4 separate regions of the Homo sapiens genome follow, and regions 1, 2 and 3 are each linked to region 4. Evidence: read pairs that join two places in POLR2A ChIA-PET (ENCODE). Cell type or tissue: GM12878. All regions are shown on one strand. Region 1 has its middle 20 kb from the start of LINC02332. Region 2 has its middle 26 kb from the start of LINC02332. Region 3 overlaps TRD-AS1 (TRD antisense RNA 1). Region 4 holds the start of TRD-AS1 (TRD antisense RNA 1).

The links. Peaks named below come from ENCODE experiments on the same cell type or tissue, not always from the same donor. Only the 100,000 strongest peaks of a DNase experiment are listed, where the experiment ranks them.
Region 1: POLR2A ChIA-PET joins it to region 4 with 14 read pairs; 9 of 35 experiments call an interaction of 5 or more read pairs at or near these places.
Region 2: POLR2A ChIA-PET joins it to region 4 with 11 read pairs; 9 of 35 experiments call an interaction of 5 or more read pairs at or near these places.
Region 3: POLR2A ChIA-PET joins it to region 4 with 24 read pairs; 4 of 35 experiments call an interaction of 5 or more read pairs at or near these places.

What each region holds. Positions count from the first base shown.
Region 1 is chr14:22,534,905-22,539,904 of GRCh38, reverse strand. It overlaps TRA, TRAJ9, TRAJ8, TRAJ7 and TRAJ6. Among named protein-coding and RNA genes, the nearest start is that of LINC02332, 20 kb to the left of the region's middle. RefSeq lists an enhancer at 2,559-3,028. In GM12878, no CTCF peak of the experiment used is centred here; a DNase peak (open chromatin) is centred at 2,824; H3K4me3 peaks cover 1,322 bases; H3K27ac peaks cover 4,746 bases.
Region 2 is chr14:22,528,885-22,533,884 of GRCh38, reverse strand. It overlaps TRA, TRAJ15, TRAJ14, TRAJ13, TRAJ12 and TRAJ11, and 1 more gene. Among named protein-coding and RNA genes, the nearest start is that of LINC02332, 26 kb to the left of the region's middle. RefSeq lists a silencer at 710-759. In GM12878, no CTCF peak of the experiment used is centred here; a DNase peak (open chromatin) is centred at 2,024; H3K4me3 peaks cover 2,759 bases; H3K27ac peaks cover 4,569 bases.
Region 3 is chr14:22,380,693-22,385,692 of GRCh38, reverse strand. It overlaps TRD-AS1 (TRD antisense RNA 1), which reads left to right. Exons shown (of 5, transcript NR_148361.1): 3 at 3,288-3,342; 4 at 3,713-3,849; 5 at 4,019-5,000. It also overlaps TRA. Among named protein-coding and RNA genes, the nearest start is that of TRD-AS1, 100 kb to the left of the region's middle. RefSeq lists an enhancer at 1,330-2,039. In GM12878, no CTCF peak of the experiment used is centred here; DNase peaks (open chromatin) are centred at 352, 1,014, 1,882 and 3,323; H3K4me3 peaks cover 978 bases; H3K27ac peaks cover 3,449 bases.
Region 4 is chr14:22,478,374-22,483,373 of GRCh38, reverse strand. It overlaps TRD-AS1 (TRD antisense RNA 1), which reads left to right and starts at 415. Exons shown (of 5, transcript NR_148361.1): 1 at 415-521; 2 at 2,016-2,133. It also overlaps TRA, TRAJ57, TRAJ56, the pseudogene TRAJ55, TRAJ54 and TRAJ53. In GM12878, no CTCF peak of the experiment used is centred here; no DNase peak of the experiment used is centred here; H3K4me3 peaks cover 4,283 bases; H3K27ac peaks cover 5,000 bases.

The DNA of each region.
Region 1 (5,000 bases), 57 kb before region 4:
CACAGAATGCAGGAGGCATGGTGGTGGCACGGTTAATAACAAGGCCCTAGAGTCAAACAGATTTGAGTTAAACTCTAGCTCTGTCATTCGTGGCTATATAATCTTGGATAAGTTACTTATCCCAAGCCTCTGTTTCCTCACCTGTAAAATGGGCAAAATATCGGCTACCTATTATTAGGATGTGTGTAATCACTGAATGAGGATTACATAAAAGACAAGAGAATGGCCACTGGTACGTGTCAGGCATTCAGTAAATAGTAGCTCATAATGGGATGATTCCCAGCAATGCTTTACACTGGGGGAAAGGATGAGGCTTCTTGCAGCCAGAAGCCCAGAAACGCATCCCTGTACCATCCATTCCAGTACCACAGAGTGCCTCAGCACCCTGGCTGGTATGCTCTAATTCAGGGGAAGGTATCTCACGGATTCTAGGGGAGGTGGTGACAGAGTCTCAGGTGGAAGAGACATAGGAGTGAGGGGGCAGAGTAGACCCCTTGGTTGCCAAGAAGAAAGTTCTGTTTTAGAAACCTAACCAAGAGTGAAGTCTTTTTTCACAACTTGGGGATTTGTCCTCTGAAATCATTGTGCAAAACCCTTGTCCGGCACAGCCTCAATCATCTCATCAGACCTGACACTGATAGTTACTCCCAGGCAACAAAGGACTCCTTTAATGATGGAATAGATCACAACACAAACTCTCACTACTACAGTATCCTTCCATAATATAATCTGTCTGCAAAATTTCCCTTGATCATTTCTATAATACTTACACGGATGAACAATAAGGCTGGTTCCTCTTCCAAATGTAGGTATGTAGCTTCCTCCTGATGCACACAGTGAGGACAGCCTTTGATAAAACCTGTTTCATGTGACCTCCCTCTACCAATTGCCCCATGGTATTGGGCAACATCCTGGGAAACCCTCCTGAATACTCTCTGAGTTGTAGAAAGTCTCCTACTGCTGTCCTTAGAGCCCCCGAGTGCTGGAGCCCAGGGGCGGGAGCCAGGGGCTGGGGACTGGAGAGCTCTTTGGCCCCCGTGTACCCAGGGGAAAATACCACCTTCCCATCAGCAGAGAAGCAGGGCAGCAACTCCCCATGTCTGCTCCCAGCACCCCAATACAAACACCACACTCTGCTTGCTTGGGGCAGACATTCTGAGGGTCTGGCTCTGCTACTCTTTAGTCAGATGCAAGGAGCTTCTGAAAGTGCTGCGAGGACAGAGAGCAAAGGAAATTTTATGTGACGTTTTTCCTGAAGCTGTTCTGACCTCCTTTTCTCAGAGTGCTCCTTGTTCTCTTTTCCTTTCCAGAGCTCTTTGGCACTTCCCACTCCTAGTCTTCTTCCTATGGGAGACCCTGGGGTTGGATTTCTGCATATCCCTGTTTGAGGCAACACTAAATCCAAGCAGGATTTAGGCACTTCCTGTGATTTGTGCTTTCATCCTTCCCTCTTTACCACCTAGAATTAGGCCAAGGCATCCAAAGCCCTTGGATTCCTTTATTTCTAATGACCTTGACTCAGACAAGGCCCTGCCTCTGTGAAACCCTACAATTACAGAGAAAAAAGTCACAATAATTTCCATAGAATTTTTGAAAGATGGGAGGAAACAGAGACCATGCTGTCTACTTCAGAGATATGAAAACTGAGGCTCAGGGAGGTCATGGCCTGCGCCACAGTCCTGAGCTGGGGCAGGAACTCAGTACTTGGTTCCCTAGCAGGTGGGCACTGTCAACACTCAGCTTATCTCACACTGGGTTTGAGGGTCACTTAGCAAAGAGCTGTGTGGCTCCACCAAACTCAGGGTGGGAGTAAAGGGCTGGGGCCCCTCCACTGCTGTGCACTGACCATCAGCACGGTCTTGGACAGATGCTAGACCCTGGCATCAGGTCCCTCTGCAACATGAGCAAGATGTCCCCACGGTCCCCTCCAGCTCTCACTTTTGTGGTCCTTTGTTCAATCTGAAATCCAGCCTCAGGGAAGATCAGGGGCAGCTTACATGAGAATGGGAGTGTGGTCAGTGGAGATGCAGAGAAGGGGAGAGTGAAAGAAACCAGGGACAGGCAAAGATTTGGGACAGTGGCCGCCTAAGGTTCTTCGATATAGCACTGATGAATGGCATGTCCTTCCCCCGCTCCCATGGAAATATGATAAGAGGCTCTCCAGCACAGGGTAGGGATGGGGGTGGCTGTGGCCATTTGTGCAGGAGGATCCCAGCTCACTTACTTGGTATGACCACCACTTGGTTCCCCTTCCCAAAAGCGAGTCTGTTGTTCCCATAGTCACACTGTGTAAGTGTATTACAAAAACCTCCTGGTTTTGCCCACCCCTTCTCTGAAGACACATCCCCTTCACAGTAGCTCTAAGATCTGGAAACCCTGAAAGGCGGATGCTAAAGTTTTCCTTGTAATGGGTGGTATGAAGACTTGAAGGAACCTCCCTAAAGGGTATAAACAGCACCAGACCCCACTGCTACCTGTTGGCCTTCATTTTCCTCATCACAGCTATCAATAAACACAGCTTTGGCTATTTCTCCTTTGGGAAAAACAGAATCTTCATAAAACTTCATGAAAAACATTGTATCCTACATAGGCTGGATGGGTGTGAGTATTTCTAAAGATACCAGAGAGCAGGCGGGCATTTTCCTACTTCATCTGCCATGCCTGAGAAGAAGGTACCATTTTCCTAGTGACATGTGCAAAAATGTATTTTTCACCTTGCCATAAATGCACACTGTGCTGGAGCACATGCTAAAGACATGCCTCGGCATGACTCAGAGTCACTCCATCCTCTTGGGGCTGAGTGAGAGTCTTGGGTGACTCACGCCTGACTCATTCCTGTTTCTGTCCTCACCCCCGCTCAAGGATGCTAACTGCCAAGGGGGCTTTTGTCCTCAAGAAAGTCAAAGATCTCAGCACAGAACAGACTCAATTCCGTTTCCAGAAACATATTTGGGGGAATCATGTGTGTTCTCTGCCAAAGAATGCGGCTGTGCATGGTCATACCTGTCCTGTCTCCAGCCCTCAGGAAACCCACCCCCCTATCTTGGCACATACACATATAAATTGTTGTTAGACTTTTTATTATGAGTGCTTAGTTTCTCTGATAAGACTGGAAGTTCTTGAGATCAGAAGCCTAAGATAGCTTAGGGTTTTAAAAATTCTTTTCTTTGTTTCTTTCTTTTAAAACCAATGATGATTCCCTGGTTTGTTGATGATACTCAATAATCATTTACTGAATTGAACTGACTTTTACTGTGCATAATTATTGGGACAGGGAGGCCAGTTTTGGGAGAGGTTAAAAGCTAAGTATACTCTGGGTAAATGTGAGCTGCAAAATCTAAGTGCTTAGGCAAGGAAAAACCAAGGAAGCATTTCTAAGAGAGATAATAAGAAGGCGGTATAAAAACCAAAACATCGTGAGGTTCATATGACCCTCAGCAGAGAGGTGGGAACTGACGAACAAATAAGAAACTTGACTCAAAGGAAATTCAAATATTTCCCTCCTGATATCTTGACAATAATTCTCCTTAAAGGTAAAAATAATAATATGGCAGAAAATGTATATTTGAAATTAGCAGCATTGTTATGATTAATAAGAACAAAATAGTAGTAATAATAATCTATTATAGACCAGAATAATTATATCCATATATGCCCAATATTGAGGATAGGGCTACACATTTCTGCAGATTTGACTTACTTGGACTGACCAGAAGTCAGGTGCCAGTTCCAAATACAAGTTTCTGAAAGCCTGTGTTCACACTCTGACATAACTCTGTACAAAATGGGACCCTGTCACTGGGCCATAGCCTAGGATTGCCAAGTCACATGCAAGTTAGTTACTAAGGGTGTTTCTATGTCTGCATGCATGTACCAAAGTGGTAGGAGGCATCTAATCTTACTATTTAACCTTAATTTTCCTAAGACCATTGGAAGATGACAACAAATCAGATAGAACCCAACTGAAGATTCTGCTTTGTATACCTTGGGTTATATAAAAATGTCACTAATATTCAAGTTAAAAAAGTTATTAATATAATTACAGAGTTTCAGTTCTAGATAGGACCTAGGGAAGTTTTATCCATCCACACTTAACTGTTTGTTATTATACATGTTTCTTGCAAGAGTGATGCCCATGGATACTGTACAGTGCAACATTATTATTGCCAATGTATCTTCTAATTTAACTGGCAGACAAAACTATGTCCCCTTCCCCCTAAAAAGAAAAAAATCAATGAAAACAGATGTTCTTCAACTGTAATATAAATCAGGTTATTTCATGGAACTTACTTGCTTTAACAAATAGTCTTGTTCCTGCTCCAAAGATAGTTTTGAAGCCTCCAGTATTTCCCACAGTGATTTGCACTGCGACAAAATGGGCCATTTCCTTCTCCTTCCATTTTTACACCACAGCTGGGGAGCAGGTCTAGGGAGCCTATACTAAGGTGCTAGTAATAAGGAGGACATTTTTATACTCCCCTTGTAAAACCTATTTGTTTTTCCTGTTTATGAGCATAACTCACACTTCCTACCTATCAGAAGTTTAGTTCACCAAACAGCAGTCACAGAATATGGCCCCAGGACCAGGATCTCCAGGTTCTAGTCCCAGCCCTAGTTCGCACTGACCTTAGACAATTCAGCCAACCTCTCTGGGTCTTAATTTCCTTATTGGGAAAATAAAGAGGGGTGAACTAGATATTTTGAGGCTGTCTCTCAGAGCTAAAGTTCTATGTGCAAAGTGCCTTCACCCTGCATTTCTCTATAACTCACAAAGGAGTCAGGCTCTTGTAGATCAGTTATATTGGTGGCTGGTCTGCCTGGGGAAAATACAAGAAACAGCGAAGGAAAGGGACAGTCAGAACAAGGGAGTGGCTGCAGCCAGCTCCCCTCTCTTTTCTCCCTATTGGGGTAAATGCTCCCAGCAACTCTGTACTTTGTTTTGTCATTGAAAGGGGAGGAGAACTCTTTAGACACTTGGGGCATCCATGTCAAGATTTCCC
Region 2 (5,000 bases), 51 kb before region 4:
TGACGGTGCAATTTTCTGCTCTTCTAGCTCTTTTCTTCCATTGAGCATCGTTTAGCTTAATACTAGTATTAAAAACTCTCACGTTGAAGAGAGCTGAAAATCTCATATCTTGGAAAAAGTCTTAGTGGTTAGCTAAATTCCACCCTAACGAAAGCATGCTTATATAGCCTTTGAATACTTTCACTAATTTATCTGGATGTCACAATTCTTAATGCTTCAGTAATAGATTAAAAATAAGATACAATGACAAAAATTACATCACCTTTTCTTCCACTTATTGTCACCAGAATACATTTTGTAATTACCATAGAATCTCATACTTACTGAGTTCCACTTTTAGCTGAGTGCCTGTCCCAAAGGTGAGTTTGTTTCCTCCTCCCGTGAGTATCACAGTGTTTGATGCCTCACAATAAACTCCCTTTTGTCACTTCACCCCTCTTCTTGATGTGCTCTAATGAGTTAGAAAACACTCAAGCTTTAAAATAGCTATTGAGTTACTCCTAGGAGAAAAAAGTGCCCCAAATGGGATACATTCATAGACTTTTTGTACTAAGAGGCCAGAGAGGCCATTGGACCCACTTCCCCATTTACAGATAAAGAAACTGAGGCTTAGAGGCAAGAGATCTGGTCTAAGTTACATTGCTAGTTGGCAGCAGAGACCAAAACATGGCTCTATTTGAATCCCAATCTAGCATTTCTTCCTCCCCACTACACGCTCAAATGTACTGTGTCATTTGCTTAATTTTCTTCTTCCCTTTGGCCTGGAAACCTGATTTCTTTGGGTGTTTAACTTCAATTAAGCAAGAATTTATCAAGTATTTACTTTTGTAAAAGGACCATATCAGACACTTCATGGAATATTAGAGACTGTCTATTCTCAAGGATCTTTTGGTTCAAATAGGCAGATATTCTCAGTAAGAAAAGATTTCTGTAGCTGCATAGGTCACAGATTGTCTAAGATTCCACAGCTAAATTTGGGATATGGAGGGTTAGAGGAATGTGAAGGGTGCCCGGGGAGAGACCACAGTCTAGGCTTTAAACAGGAAGTGAGTCTATTTCTGGAAAAACCACGTTTGTCCTAATTGTCTAGGGTATTACTCCCTTCTCCATCCTGACCTAGTGAATTAGTTCTACTGTTATTTCCAACTCTTCTATTAGCTATTTTCATTTTTAAATGAAGAGTCCATGGAGGCTCAATCTTAAATTCACAGAACATTGATAATAAAACAAGGATGATGAAATCCATGAGGATAACACGCAATACATATGGAAGCCTTAAACCAGATAGGGGGAAAACATGGGTGGGATGGGGTCAACATGTACCTGGAGAGACTAGAAGCATAGTCCCCTTCCCAAAGGTGAGGGTGCTGTATCCTGAATTCACACTATAGCAAATCCCCATACAAAAATGATTTGCAGTGTTAGGTATTTCAACCCATGATCTACTTAGGGAAAAGGAAAGAAAACCTTCATTTATGAGCCAAATGGATTAATAATCTGCATATATTCCACTACCTCATTTGGGCTTCAACTGTGCCATGAGCTTAAATATTATCCTCATTTTACAAATGAGGGATAGGTGATCTGAGGCTGAGCAGGTTGGGCCAGCACTGCTAACAAAGATGTAAGTATCCTGGATCCACAAGACACTTTGGCAGAGGATGGATAAATCTTAGGAGGAGCTTTCAGAGAAGAATCCTCTTCCTTGTTCCTTCTAGAGAGGGATTACAGCTATATTAGGGTTCTTTTGCTAGAACCAGACATCAGAACTCTAGTAACAGTGCTCCTAAAAAACTCCAGCTCATTTTGCATTATACAATCATTTCCTGAGACATGAAGACATTTTACCCTCAATCTTTCTGTTGCCTCTCTGACACCTTACTTACCAGGCCTGACCAGCAGTCTGGTCCCACTCCCGAAGATCAATTTATAGCTGCTATCCATCCCACAGTGTTTCTTAGTCAGTCAAAAACACCCAGAAGCCCACACATCCTTTTCATACCTAAGACCTAGAGATATGGCCTTTTCACCTACAAGGAGATACGGGTTACATTTTCACTTCCTTTTTACACAGGCCATTTGACTCAAATTTGGGGTATTTACTGCATATCACTTGAAATGAAGTTTCTACCTGCCCAACTCTCTGGGTCTGTCGCCATCAAATTCATGATTTTCAACTCCATTTATCCAACAGATGTAGCTAGCCCTTCTTTCATTTCCATTACAGTTATCAATTTTTAGATTCCTGACATAGTGTCACCCCTAATTTTAACTTCAATCAATCTGAAACTTCACGGAATAGCATTCAGATCATCATGAGTGGCAGCTTCCTGCTCCCCCGAGTCAACTCATTTTAGAAGCTCAGTGACTCAGTGGTAGCCTTGTTACTTACCTGAGTCCTATCCAGCCCCCAGAACCAAGCATCCCTCTGATTAAAGGACACCCACTCTGCTTTAAGCTTGGTAAAAAGTACCACTTGTCTTCTCTTTAGTTCTTTTCTTTGCAAATCTACTGTTTTCCATTGGCTTCACAGGCAATGTCTTAGTTTTTTTTGATATTAAGAAGAAACACACACTGGACAAAACAATACTAAGAACATGCTAAAGGATGTTCTTATACAATCCTTTTCAGTCTCCTGAAACAGCCAGAAAAGAGCAGGCCCATAATATCTCTTTATGTGCTCCAAATGTTACGGTCTGAGAGAAGACAACACAAGGAAGAGGAAAGCATAGGAAATTGGACTCACTTGGGATGACTTGGAGCTTTGTTCCAGTTCCAAAGGTAACTTTCTGGTAACCCCCAGAATTCACACTGTAATGCCTGCCTTTACAAAATGACTTCCCTTCCCCTGCCCTTTTCATTTGGGTAGCATTTGAGCCACTATATTTCAGTAGAAGAGAAAGTGCTTTTTACCAATGCCTAGGGCTACAGATCACATGTAAATGGCTATTTCACTAAGAACCTACAAATTCTCATGTTAAAAGAATTCTAAATCTGACATAGTTTTTTTTTGTTCTATAAACAAATAATATTTTACATGTGGATAGCATTTAAGAATTTACAAAATACTTTCACATATATTAGCTTATCTTTAAAATAAATATATACACCTATTATGTACCCACAAAATTAAAACAAAAAATCTGAGGTGATATTAAATGTTTTCATTTTATAGATAAAGATACTGTGGCCCAGATTCACTAATCAAGCCAGGTCAGCAGAACTGGAAGTGCTCAGCCAGACTTTCTGCCTTTTTCTTTAGGATCAACTCTCTAGGCTCTTTCAGTCTGTTGCGTTTGGTTCATCCACATGGCTATTTTTTTTCACAGCTAGCTCTTCTATCCTCTGTGCCATTACTTTAACATTTCTTCCTTCATTGGAATCCACTTAAGTCTGCATAAACCATTAATTTCTTGACACTTGGGCCTTCCAAATACTGCAGTAAGTTTAGTGGGTCTCAGTAGCCACATTAAGCCTCCTACTTTAGTGACATATTGCCTACTTACCAGGTTTTACTGATAATCTTGTCCCACTCCCAAAGATGAATGTGCTATAAATCACAGCACTGTGCTGCCTGACAAAAATGACCGAGTTACCTTGATAATAGATTAATGTGGTTAGCATGCAGCTATCCTCCCTCATGGGAGCTCTGGCTGGGATTCCCCCTTTTTGATACTGGAATAAAGACTAAGCCATGGAATTAAGCCTGAGAAAGCCTCTTTTCAGGGCACCATAGTGGTACAATAGATGTAGTGGAAAGCCTGAGAACAGTCCAAGTGATATTCTCTAGACAACTCTGAAACTTATTTCTTTCGAGGAGATTTACATAATTTCACCAAGTAATCTTGTTTTACTAGCCAAAGGATAGCAGCTCTGACCCCCATTTTTACCTAGGAATCAACACCTGTACATAATCTCGTTTTACCACTGTTTAGCAAATTGCTCATATCCTTGTAGATAATCTTTCTTTCTTCTATCAATTAAAATTTTTTTAAGAGCATGGAATAGGACAGGGGCTATGGTTGGAGTATTAGGGGTGAGAGACAACATCCAATTTTCCCATGTGTTTAAATGGCTTTCCTCATCAAATGTCAATATTCCTTAACTCAAAGAAATAGGAGGCATTTGGTCACCTGTGCAATATATGACTACAGGATAAGTACAAGCACTATGATCAATAATTATCAGGTACTTACTGGAACTCACTGATAAGGTGGTTCCCTTCCCAAAGATCAGAGCAGTTCCTGCCTGGTTGGCACAGTGAAATGAGGCCCTGCAAATACCTCATGTACCTGCTCACTCAAATCCACCTTGGATATAACTATAAATGATGGAAATTTGCAAAAATCTCAGTAGGTTTTAGTATTTGGGTATGAAATAGCAAAGCTCTGTAATTTCATGAAAAAGAGCGGCAGTTGGTGCTAAGTCCTTTATTCACTCAGTAACTGTTCACTGAACACCTCCGATGTGTAAAGACATTGTGCCGGCACTAGGGATACGGTGAGAGCCACTTAGACACTGTCCCCGTCCTCCTGGTGTCTACGGTCTAGAAGAAGGCAAACAATAAATACACAGATAGTATAATGTTAAGTGATGAAAGTGTGTGAATTAAAATCAGGCTAAATAACAGGGTAGAGAGCAGCCAGGCAGTGGCTGTGTTTGATGGCTTGTTAGATTGGCTGGGTAAGACAGGCCTCTCTGAGGTGATGTCTAAAGTGAAGTCTAGGCATGGAGGAATTAATCATCATCCCTTTTGCGATAAATGGAGGGGCTGAAAGAGCAGATCCTGGATCCGAGTCACACAGAGTGTCCACATGGACACTTAGATCATGTCTTCTCCCTGCTGAAGTGTTAGATGTAAAACTAACCATGTAAATTCCTGGTTAGAAAAGGTAAAGTAAGACCGATTTTCTCTCTTCTCTCAGAGTGACTTTGGGATGTTATCTGGGCACCTGGAAGCTTTGGCCCTGGCCATGGAGGGCACTGAGGTTGCAGGGGGC
Region 3 (5,000 bases), 98 kb after region 4:
CATAACCACAGAGTTCAGTGAAAAGGGGCTGTTAGGAGACCAGACAGTTTGGGGAAAGGTTTTATGTAATTTAAATTTACAGAGGGTTGGCCTCTCCTTGTGTTTACTGACAAGGAACAAGAAGCTTCAGTATCAACTCCCTAGGAATATAACCTTTAACAGCAAAGCATTTGATCAAAAAGAGCTCAGAAAAGTATTATATTGTTCACTTAATCCTCAGAATGTTTGTGTAGGAAGATAATTTGTTTAGTTGAATGATAAATCAACTCACAACCTTTTATTACTTAACTGATTCCTTTCTTTCTCTCTGATGTGGTCTTTTCTTTCAGTCAGAAGAACTTTAGACCCTCCTGGTTTTCCCCCTCCTCTCCCTTGGGCCTACTTTTTTCTTAGCAAACCACAAGAAATAAGGGTCCATAGTAGGCATTGCCCAGGGCTTGGTTTCTTTGCCAGTCCTGTAGTTGGACATTTATATTCTGGAGACAGAGGCTTCCGGGGAGCAGTTGGTATCAGATGATTTATACATTTCTGTGAGTGCTGAGACACAAGATCCAGCTGCTTGTTGGCTTAGCTGTGTCGTAGAGTTGGGCTGGATTACCTTGGTCTTATTCATAGTGCCTGGACAAACAGGCAACCCTCCATACACTATCAGCTCCAGGTCTTGGAACCAAAGTGAAGCCAAAGATCAGAGTCTGTGTCTTCCTTCCCTCTCTCTTCATTTCTGGAAACATCACAAGAAAGAAGAGAAATTCTGCTCAATTTCATGGGATTGTGAGGGTGTTGTCATTTGGAGTCTAATGTGGATCAGTGGGAACCACAGCCCGTGAGCTTCCCACATCTCCCTTGATCCCCCGTCATGTCATGTCTTCTCTGAGCTTAACTGAGTTTAACCCCCAACTTGCAAGCCAGGAACTGGGGAACGGAATTTAATTTTCCTTGTGCATCTACTGCATGCCTTCAACTTCCCCACAACACTGACTCATATAACTTTCACAGCCAACCAAGGTATGTATTACGTTCTCGTTTTATGAACAAAGAGGACCTAGGAGGTTAAGTAACGTTCGCAAAGTTTTAGAGCTAATTGTGCTAGAGATAGAACTTGAATCTAGATATAAAGTTCTGACAATTTCTATGACCATATACAGCGAAAAGGAAGGAGTAGGCCAATTCTCCTTCTTCCTCTACCTACCACTGTCTTTGTGAAAGGGTCAAGCAATGCTGGGAGGGAGGAGATTCCTTAGCTGTGTCCTTTCCCAGTAGCTCCACTCCCCAGGCCTCCACCACATGTCATGAATCTAATCACTCCAGTGGTCAGCTTCAACTTTCAGCAGGTGCTGGGATTTGGCCAGGGCTTGCCCTGGTAGTCATGTGAAGGGAACAGCCCAGTCACTGTCACATCCTTAGCAGCCCGCTGTCACTCCCAGTGTCCTTAGGGCCAGAACTGACCAGCATCCCAGAAATTCCTGAGCTGAATCTTGTTCCCAGGGACTACTGAACCCCTGAGAAGGAGGGTGGGGGAGAGCCAGATACCCCCACCCACCACTGTGCTTTATCCTCTGACAGGCTGGACCCGAGTGAGGAAGATCAGTGGCAGGAGTGACCTCCAGCCAGACTCCTTCTGCCCTTCACTTTCCCACAATGGGAGGGTGGACCCGCTTGCTCTGGGCCAGTTTCTCATGGGCTTCTCTGAAGCAGGTACTTGCCGATGTGGGAATCCCCATACTCTCAGGGGACCCTGAGATGTTGGGGACTTCCACCCCTCAGAAGAGGGAGGTGATAAAGTTGGCTGGGACCTGCAGGCTCGTCAGCCTCAACTACGTAACAAGTGGCAGGGCTTGCCTGCTTGTGAGAGGCTCTGTTGTCTTTGGAACAAGTTGAAGGAATTGACATTAATATTTTTGAAGTAAACATAGGCCCTGGAACTCAAGGCACAGGCCAAGCACCCCTCAGGTAAAGCTGGGGCCAAGGTGAAACAAGCAGATGCAGGAAGTGCAGCAGACGAGTGGCCAGAGGACAGGTGTAAACCCCAGAGAACTGGTCAGGACTGACTGCAGAGAGGGTGGCAGACACCGTCACTTCTGGCACAGGCTCAAAGGGGTTTGCAAAGAAAGAAAAAGGAAGAAGTGTTAAGACAGTCTGACGGGTGATGAGTGTTCTATTAGGGTGGGATTTTTGCATGTGGGAGAGGACTTCTGATTGGTTTTCAAGTAAACTTTTCAATCTTTGATTCGTTTACTATGTATTGGTAATACATGGGGATTTTCCAGGCTGGGTAGGCCCATACGAGTTTTCCAGTTTTCACTGAATTTGAAAATATGGTCGTCTGCTTTGGGTCTGAGTCTCACATAAGCAATTCTCAACCCCAACTCTGCCTTCTAATCTTAGGTCTTGGGCAAGACTGTTAACCTTTCTGGGCCTCAATTTCCTTGTCTATAAAAGAAAAGGGTTAAACTATGTGATCATCTGGAAACCAACTCTAGGTGCTGAGAAGGCAGAGGTCCCTTCCAGGTGGCCCACCCCTTCCTCGTCCCCTGCAGTCCTCAGGCAGCAGGCTGCCCTTCTGCAATCAGTTTACTTCTGGAAGCTGCTGTAGATACTCAGCCTAATTGGATTTTCCGTGTGTAAAGATGTGAGTAGAGTCACAGAGAGGTTTCCTCCAGGCTCTGAAGGCCTCCAGGATCACTCTGGATGACAAATAGAATTTAATCAGTTGATCAGTGTGCCTAAATCCTCTTGTCATGGTGGTGATGTTTGCAGTTCAATTTCATTTTTATAGAATAAGGGATTCAGTGATTTGGTGAGAAAGGGAGGTGTTTCTTTTGTAACCATGATATTGCCATATTATTTAGCCCCGATTTGAGTGTGGTTCTCTGTTGAGCACCATCCCCAGTGCATTAAATGGAAAGAAACTTCTCTCTTGAAGCTTCCAGTCTGAATCAGCAAGGTGGTTCTCATATGAAAGGTAGACAGATATACAGGCTAGTGCAAAAACACCAAAAAGTTAAACCTGCCTTCCCATGAAGTTGCCATATCTTTGACATTGTGAACAAGCACCAGCAGACAAGTGAGCAAGGAATTAACCATGAGAGTAACATTCCTGTCCCAAATTCAGAGCCATTAATGGTTCAGGAATAGGTCTAGGAGTGCCGAGGTCCTTAGCTGGCACCATCAGCCTACTCCTCTCCCTGATGGATGTGAATAGAGGAAGGAAGGAGAGATTCTTTAATAGACAACTACTGAACAGGAATTTTACATTTACTCTTCTTTTCTACATCCCACTTTTGTAGATGAAGAACCTGAGGCTCACCTTGCTTAAGTGACTTGAGCAGCTTCACGCATCTTGTAAGTAGTAGAGACAGAGTCAAAACCAGATCTTCCTGCCCTCTCTATCATATAAACCACTTACACTGAATTACAAAGTGAAACTGATCTATGGTGAATTGTACTAATGTTCTGCTTCTGCCATGGGCACCAGAGGAGATACCTTTCTTTGTTGACACTAATCTCAAAGGCTAAATTAGATCCCCCAAACTCATTTCCATTAATAACATGTCAAAGGCTTGTGTCATGCGTTAATTTATCCAAAGTGATCTTGATTCTATTTACATTTTGGTGCCACCTTTTAATGTCACCATTTTTATAAATTAAATATGTAATATATAAAGCCAGTCTTCACTTACTGATATGTTAATTTTTAACCCAAACTTCTTAGTCTGACATTCCAGCAATACCGGAGCATTGACAGTTGATAATAGCTCTATGTGCTACCTCTCCAAGAAACAAATTTGCATTTTAACCTGCCCCTTCAATGGCTGAACTTCAAAGGGTCACTGATGAATGCCACAGCAGGTTGGTGGGAATATAATTCTTTTTATGGATAATATTTGTGTGTGTATGTGTGTGTGTGTGTTAAATCCTACCACATAAGTCACTAACCTATGGGTAAGGCCAGTCTTGACCTAAAATGAGGAATTCTGTAAAATTTCAAATGCAAATCACATTTTATTTTTGATGTTAGAGAAAACTGCAAATTGGAACAGCAGAGCTGTGCCTCTGGCCATTTCCTGGAACTACAGAGGAGCAACTTGCCCCGGTTTCCAGTGGGTGATGTTCCTCTTCTGCCACAGTCCCTGGCGATGTTGATGTGATTGCCATCAGAGCTCAGAAGCACAGAGCAGAATCATCCCCTGGAGGAGGATTCCCTTCAGTGTAAGAAGTTCTTACAGAATTAATCCTCAAAGACTGTGGGTGGACTCTGCCAGGTTTTTCCCCGGGTGTACCAGAAGAGAGGAAGAGCCCTCAAATACAGGAAAGTGCTCTTTTCAGTGACAGTAGTTCTTTTGGGCCCTGTGGCTAAGTGTGCTCCCACCCCAGCAGTAAGATCACAGCTAATCCTGAGAGGCAAGAGCTCACACCAGGCTACTGAAAGAAAAAGTGTCCTTTGTGGATTGCAAGAGGAACTGGGACACACTGCTGGAAATGAAGTGGCAGGTCATAAACTATCATAAACTCAGGAGGAGAGGTGTTCCTTTTTGAGACACTCATCACAACTAGAGAGAATGCAGCTAAGAAAATGCAGTCTTTAGGGGGACCTGGACTGTTGAAGTATTTGAGCTATTCGGAGGAAATAGAAACTTGGAAGAGATCTTTGTTCCACTATTATTTGGCAGCCCCTTACCCGCAGCTGCCATTACTCCAGATTCTCTCTGATGATCCTGCATCAGGAGAATGAGTTGACTGGGCACCACTGGGAAATGTGGGCAGCTCCAGGCTGAACTAGAGAAGGGGCATGTCAAAGGTCACTTATTTGTGGCTTGACCCTTTGGAGGCCAGATGTAAGAATCAATTTCTCACAGGTCCCATGCTAACGCTTTTCATATTTATTTCCATCTGAGACTCACTTAGGCTAGGCAAATATCCCATGGGTCTGTACCTCTCCAGTGCTTTCTTGCTCATGTAAAATTAGCTCATTGGAATGAATAAAGAGAATGGTATTACTT
Region 4 (5,000 bases):
ACGATATGCCAATTTCCTCTTTATCTTTTCGGCAAACATTTCCTGACCCTTAGCTGGATCCCTCAGGATTCTGTATTCAGTTTTTCTCCTTGCACCAATAATCTTGTTTAAGATGAATGATAGGAATGTTTTGGGCTGAAAGTAATTTAGTCTTTGTACAGTGGAGTTCTAATCCCTCTGATGGGCACCATATCCCCCCAGCACAAACATTAGATTTGGAACCTAAGCTGGAATGTTTTGGAGGGGCAAGTAATTAAATCAGAAGTGTTTGAATTCCCCCTTCCCCCACTCCCTTCAAACTTACTTGGATTCACGGTTAAGAGAGTTCCTTTTCCAAATGTCAGTTTATAGTTGCTACCTCCACTATTCTCACAGCCACAGAAGGCTTTACAGAAACAGGAACAGAAGCTGCTCTTTGCAGAAGGGTCCTGGGGGTCAATATAGTCACGATTGCTCAACTCTTCATTAAGCTACAGGTTTATAGGTTATTTGATAATAAGTCCAGAATGCAGCTGCTGTAGGTGAGTGCTGGAGTTCCAGAGGACAATATATCATATATATATAGATATATATATATGTATATATCTTTAAAGTTTTTGAAATTTAATTTTAATTTTTTTTTATCATTTTCTTTGTGACTAAGCTGCCATCATGGTTCCAGTAATCCATTTCTTTCTTTTTTTTTCTTTCCTAATTATCTTCCCTTGGCTGGTACTCAGATAGTTTCTACTTTTTGCACTTGTTGGGGTAACTATTTCTCTGCTTTTTTTTTCGTTGAAATTGCATATCAATTCACCGGATTCTGATTTACTAGAAACTGATTGTAGAAGGGGAGGGAAGCGAGACAGTTTTTACAGGGAGGTGTTTAAAAGTGGAAATTTGAGGGCTTTCCTGTCTTTCCTGGTCTGCTTCTCTACAAAGGACAATGCAAAATGAGTATACGTCCCTCAAGGAGAGCTTGCAGGACACGGTCTAGAAAGGAAAAGACTGTACTCAGCTGCATGTAGCTTCACCCTGTCATACTTACTTGGGTTGATAGTCAGCCTGGTTCCTTGGCCAAATACCAGCTTCTGGGCTCCCTGAATTACACCACAGCACGAGGCTTTACAGAAACTGCCAGCGAGGGCCCACCTCTCCCCACTGAGGAAGACATATGATCTGCCCTCCTAGCAGTCCAGGGCTGTGGCAGAGAATGGCCCGAATTTCACTGGCCAGAGAAGTTTAGGACAGGATCTCCTTGGGCTGCTCATTTTCTCTTTCACAAAGCCTCCTTTAGCAGTTGTAGACATGGTCCAGATTTTCCAGTTGCCTTGCCAATCAAATATTTAACATCTTTGTTTTCACCCCACAGAATTTTAATTTTTTTTTAAAACATTTCTTTCATCTTTTACAGAGCTCTCCCTAAAAACAGCTGGATTAAAAGAATCTTTAAAGTCAGAGTCTACTAGGTCTCCCGAGTAAAGTTAATCTGGCTTCCTCCTTAAAATTTCCGGTTTGAATGCGAGGGCCTGCTCATCTGGGACCTAATTTGTCGTGCTAAGACAGGAAAGGTGAAAAGGCAATGCAGAAAATCCAGGGGAAATCCTGCACTGTGAGATCTTCTTGTCCCTCCACACTTACTTGGATTTATTTTTGTACTCATCCCCTTTCCCCAACAGGAGCATTACCAGCACTTGTCACTAACAGGGATCCATCCTCCAAATCAACTCTAGAGACTCCCACCCACAGGAATTTTAGTGTGGAAACAGACATGGTTTCTTCCTCTGCTCAGGGAAATTTAATTGAAAAACCATTTCTAATTTTGCCAAATGGAAAGGATTAGGAGAAAATCTGTTTGCCTCTGTTCTCCTTCCTCCTCCCCCTTCGTCTTCAACAGTTTTAAACTATTTATAGAAACATCCCTTTAGGGTTAGAGAAATGTGGCAAATTTCTAATCTCTTCATCCTTTTTCTTGCTATCTATTTACCGCAGTCATGTATTTACAATCTAAATTTACATTTCATTTCCATTTGCAGGAGCTTCTAATGCACTTCTCTATTACTTCAAGAACACTGTGTATAATAATAAACTCTACAGAAATAAACCAAATCACAAGAAGCTTTCAGGTCTGGAGGCTGACATTTCTCAAGACAGGTATGGGGCAAACAACTTATTTCTCTTCCAGGCAAGACTAAGATAGGGGCAGCCCAGTCAACTGAGCAACTAGGCTTGCAGGGTGGACATGTTATGTCTAAATAACTATCTATTGAGCCTTGCTCCTTGGGATTAATTTGGATTTTCTTTTTAATCTAGTTCCCAAATACCAGCTTCCCATCTTTTAGCTCTTAGAATCTCTCTGACAGGGAAAGCTTAAGTTAAATCTCATGGGGTTTTTGAATCTCAACAAATATTTCACCTCAGTACACATCACAAATAGAGGCAACAAAAGAAGGATGAATATAACACCTTTGGGAGAGAATTTATAACAGTTCTTTGGGAAAGATGGGAATTATAAGAAAAAGTAGAATTGTGTGTGCTTTTCCTGATTATCATTTTTAGTATCTGCAGGACTGTAAATGTCCAGTCCAGTTTGGAAATGGAGCAGCTGACTCACCTGCTCTTTAGACCTTTGTTAACCAGTGAACACACAGGTTAGCGTGGAAATGCTTTTCTCTCTTATGCTGTTTTAGGCATAAGAAACTTTAGGAAGGTCGCATGGGGTTCACATAATACATACTAGGACATTCTGATTCTAGCCATTCTAATGGGGATAATAATTTGGTCATAAAAGTAGTTTTATTTTAAGATACTCATTGAATAGTTGGTATCTTTTGGGAATTATGAGCAAAAGTTAAATCCCAAACAATTGTTTGAAATGAGCTTGCATTATCATAGAAAGCAGAGATTCCCTCATGGAACAAAATTTCAGCTACATTCAAGTTAACTGAAATTAGGTTTGTTTTGAGAATGGTGGAGCAATACTCAAAATATTCCCCCAAGTATTGCATTTGGATTAGGGAATCCTTCTCTAAGCTTAGTTGCCACCTTTTCAATGAGGGACTCAGAAGTGAGTGGGTATCAAAAGGGGCTTCTCTGGTGCAGAAAGCTCAGACAAGGCAGAGATGAAAATGTTCCATGAGGACCCAATTAGAAATGCAGCAGTTAACAGCACCCTGGGGCTTGTTTTCAGAAGTTCGTGGTCTTTCTGACTAATTTGAATATTTGCTTTCAATCTTAACTTTTCCCTAAATATCAGCTTGTAGTCAGTGTCAGTACCAGAAAATCTTACACGGCTTTACCCAATTTAGCTTGGCTCCAAGATTTTGAGTTATGGGGATTAGACAATTCTTTTCCTAATTGCACCAACATGGAAGCTTTGGGAAGACAAGTCAGCTGACACGGAGTGCTGGCTCAGTTGTTTAATCAGCAGGCTACATCTCACTGTTTCCTTTTGGATTGGGTTGCATTGCATACTCCCAGCCATTGGTATGTATTTTAGTCTAATCTGTCCTTCTTTTGTCCTTTCTAAATGCTTTCTGCCCCTACACACTAAAACTTCAATTCAGATTCCATTTGTCAGACACATATCTCCAACATTAACAAAAACACACTGAACATTCCCAAGTACTTAAAGGTGTTAAAGAAACAGTCCCAAAGGGGCTGCAGTCAGGGGCTGCCCACATTGTCATTTTCTCCAGAAAGACCCATGGTGAAAGATGCTAATAACTGGGCAGGAGATTCGGTTATCTTTCACTGAATTTCTAAGGATGGTGGCTTATGTTTGGAAACAAATAACATTCATTAAAACATACCTGGTCTAACACTCAGAGTTATTCCTTTTCCAAATGTCAGCTTACTATTGGCTCCAGTATAACACAATGACACGAGGATCTACAAAAACTCAGTTGCCCAGACTCCCCTTGATATTTACTTAAGTGCTTACTTGTCATCCAAGAATCCCCCTGATAAAACCAGCTGTTTATAGTGTGGGACTGGTGGAAGAGTTTACGGACCACCTGGGGCCTTCCTTTCTCTTCACACTCATTGTCCCCTTATTGGAAATGTACCAACATCCCCTCACAGCACGCCGGCTGTGGTAAAATGGGAACAGGAACTGCCTCCCCCATTCTACAGAGGAGGAAAATAGAGGCTCAGAGAGTTAATCAATTTTCTCTTAGTCCCATGGAAAATCTCACCAATTATAACGAAGAATGAAGCCTTCGAACAGTCTGACTCCTTAACTCAGTGCTCCATTGGTACTGTCATTCTCAGCTATTAGATAAAATAGCACATGAGGGCAAACAACAGAGACCTGCGTGTAGTAGGAATACACCAGCAGTTGTTTTGCACTGGAATCCATTAATGGGACTGCTGTGGTTTGGACCTGGGTTATAAAACAGAATGGAAAATTTGGAAATCAGGGTTCCAGGGAGAAATTTGGAAGCATTATTCAGACTTACATGGGTTTACTGTCAGTTTCGTTCCCTTTCCAAAGACCAGCTTTTCAGATCCGCCCTGAGTTACACCCCCACAGACTGCTTTACAAATACTGCCAAGACCCTTCCATCATGGGCTGGGAGCCAGGGCTCCACCCACTCTCCCAGGGGAAGCATAAAATTATACAATTGTATAGCTATTCCCGAAAAGGGAGGGGACCTATAGAACAAATCTGATTACTTTTTTACCTTACAGCCTGTTAGGTTGTTATCTTATTAATTAAGTAATTAGTTAATCTAACTGGTCAGCAGTTGCAGTTAATTTAAAAGAGCTCAGGCTTTGGGGCAGGTAGGCTTGAGTTTAAAACTCAGGACAAGTTTCCTAACTTGCTACACCTCAGTTTCCTCACTTGTAAAGTGGGGAAAACAGCAACTGCTTGATGATGTTGTAAGGATTAAGAATATGTAACTGGGTCACCGTGGTCCTGTTGACCAACCCCTGGCTTTACTTGCTGAGAGCGCAGTTCTTTAGCGATTATCTTAGCAACCTTAGAGACTAGAGCATCAGGGACATTCCCTCTAGAC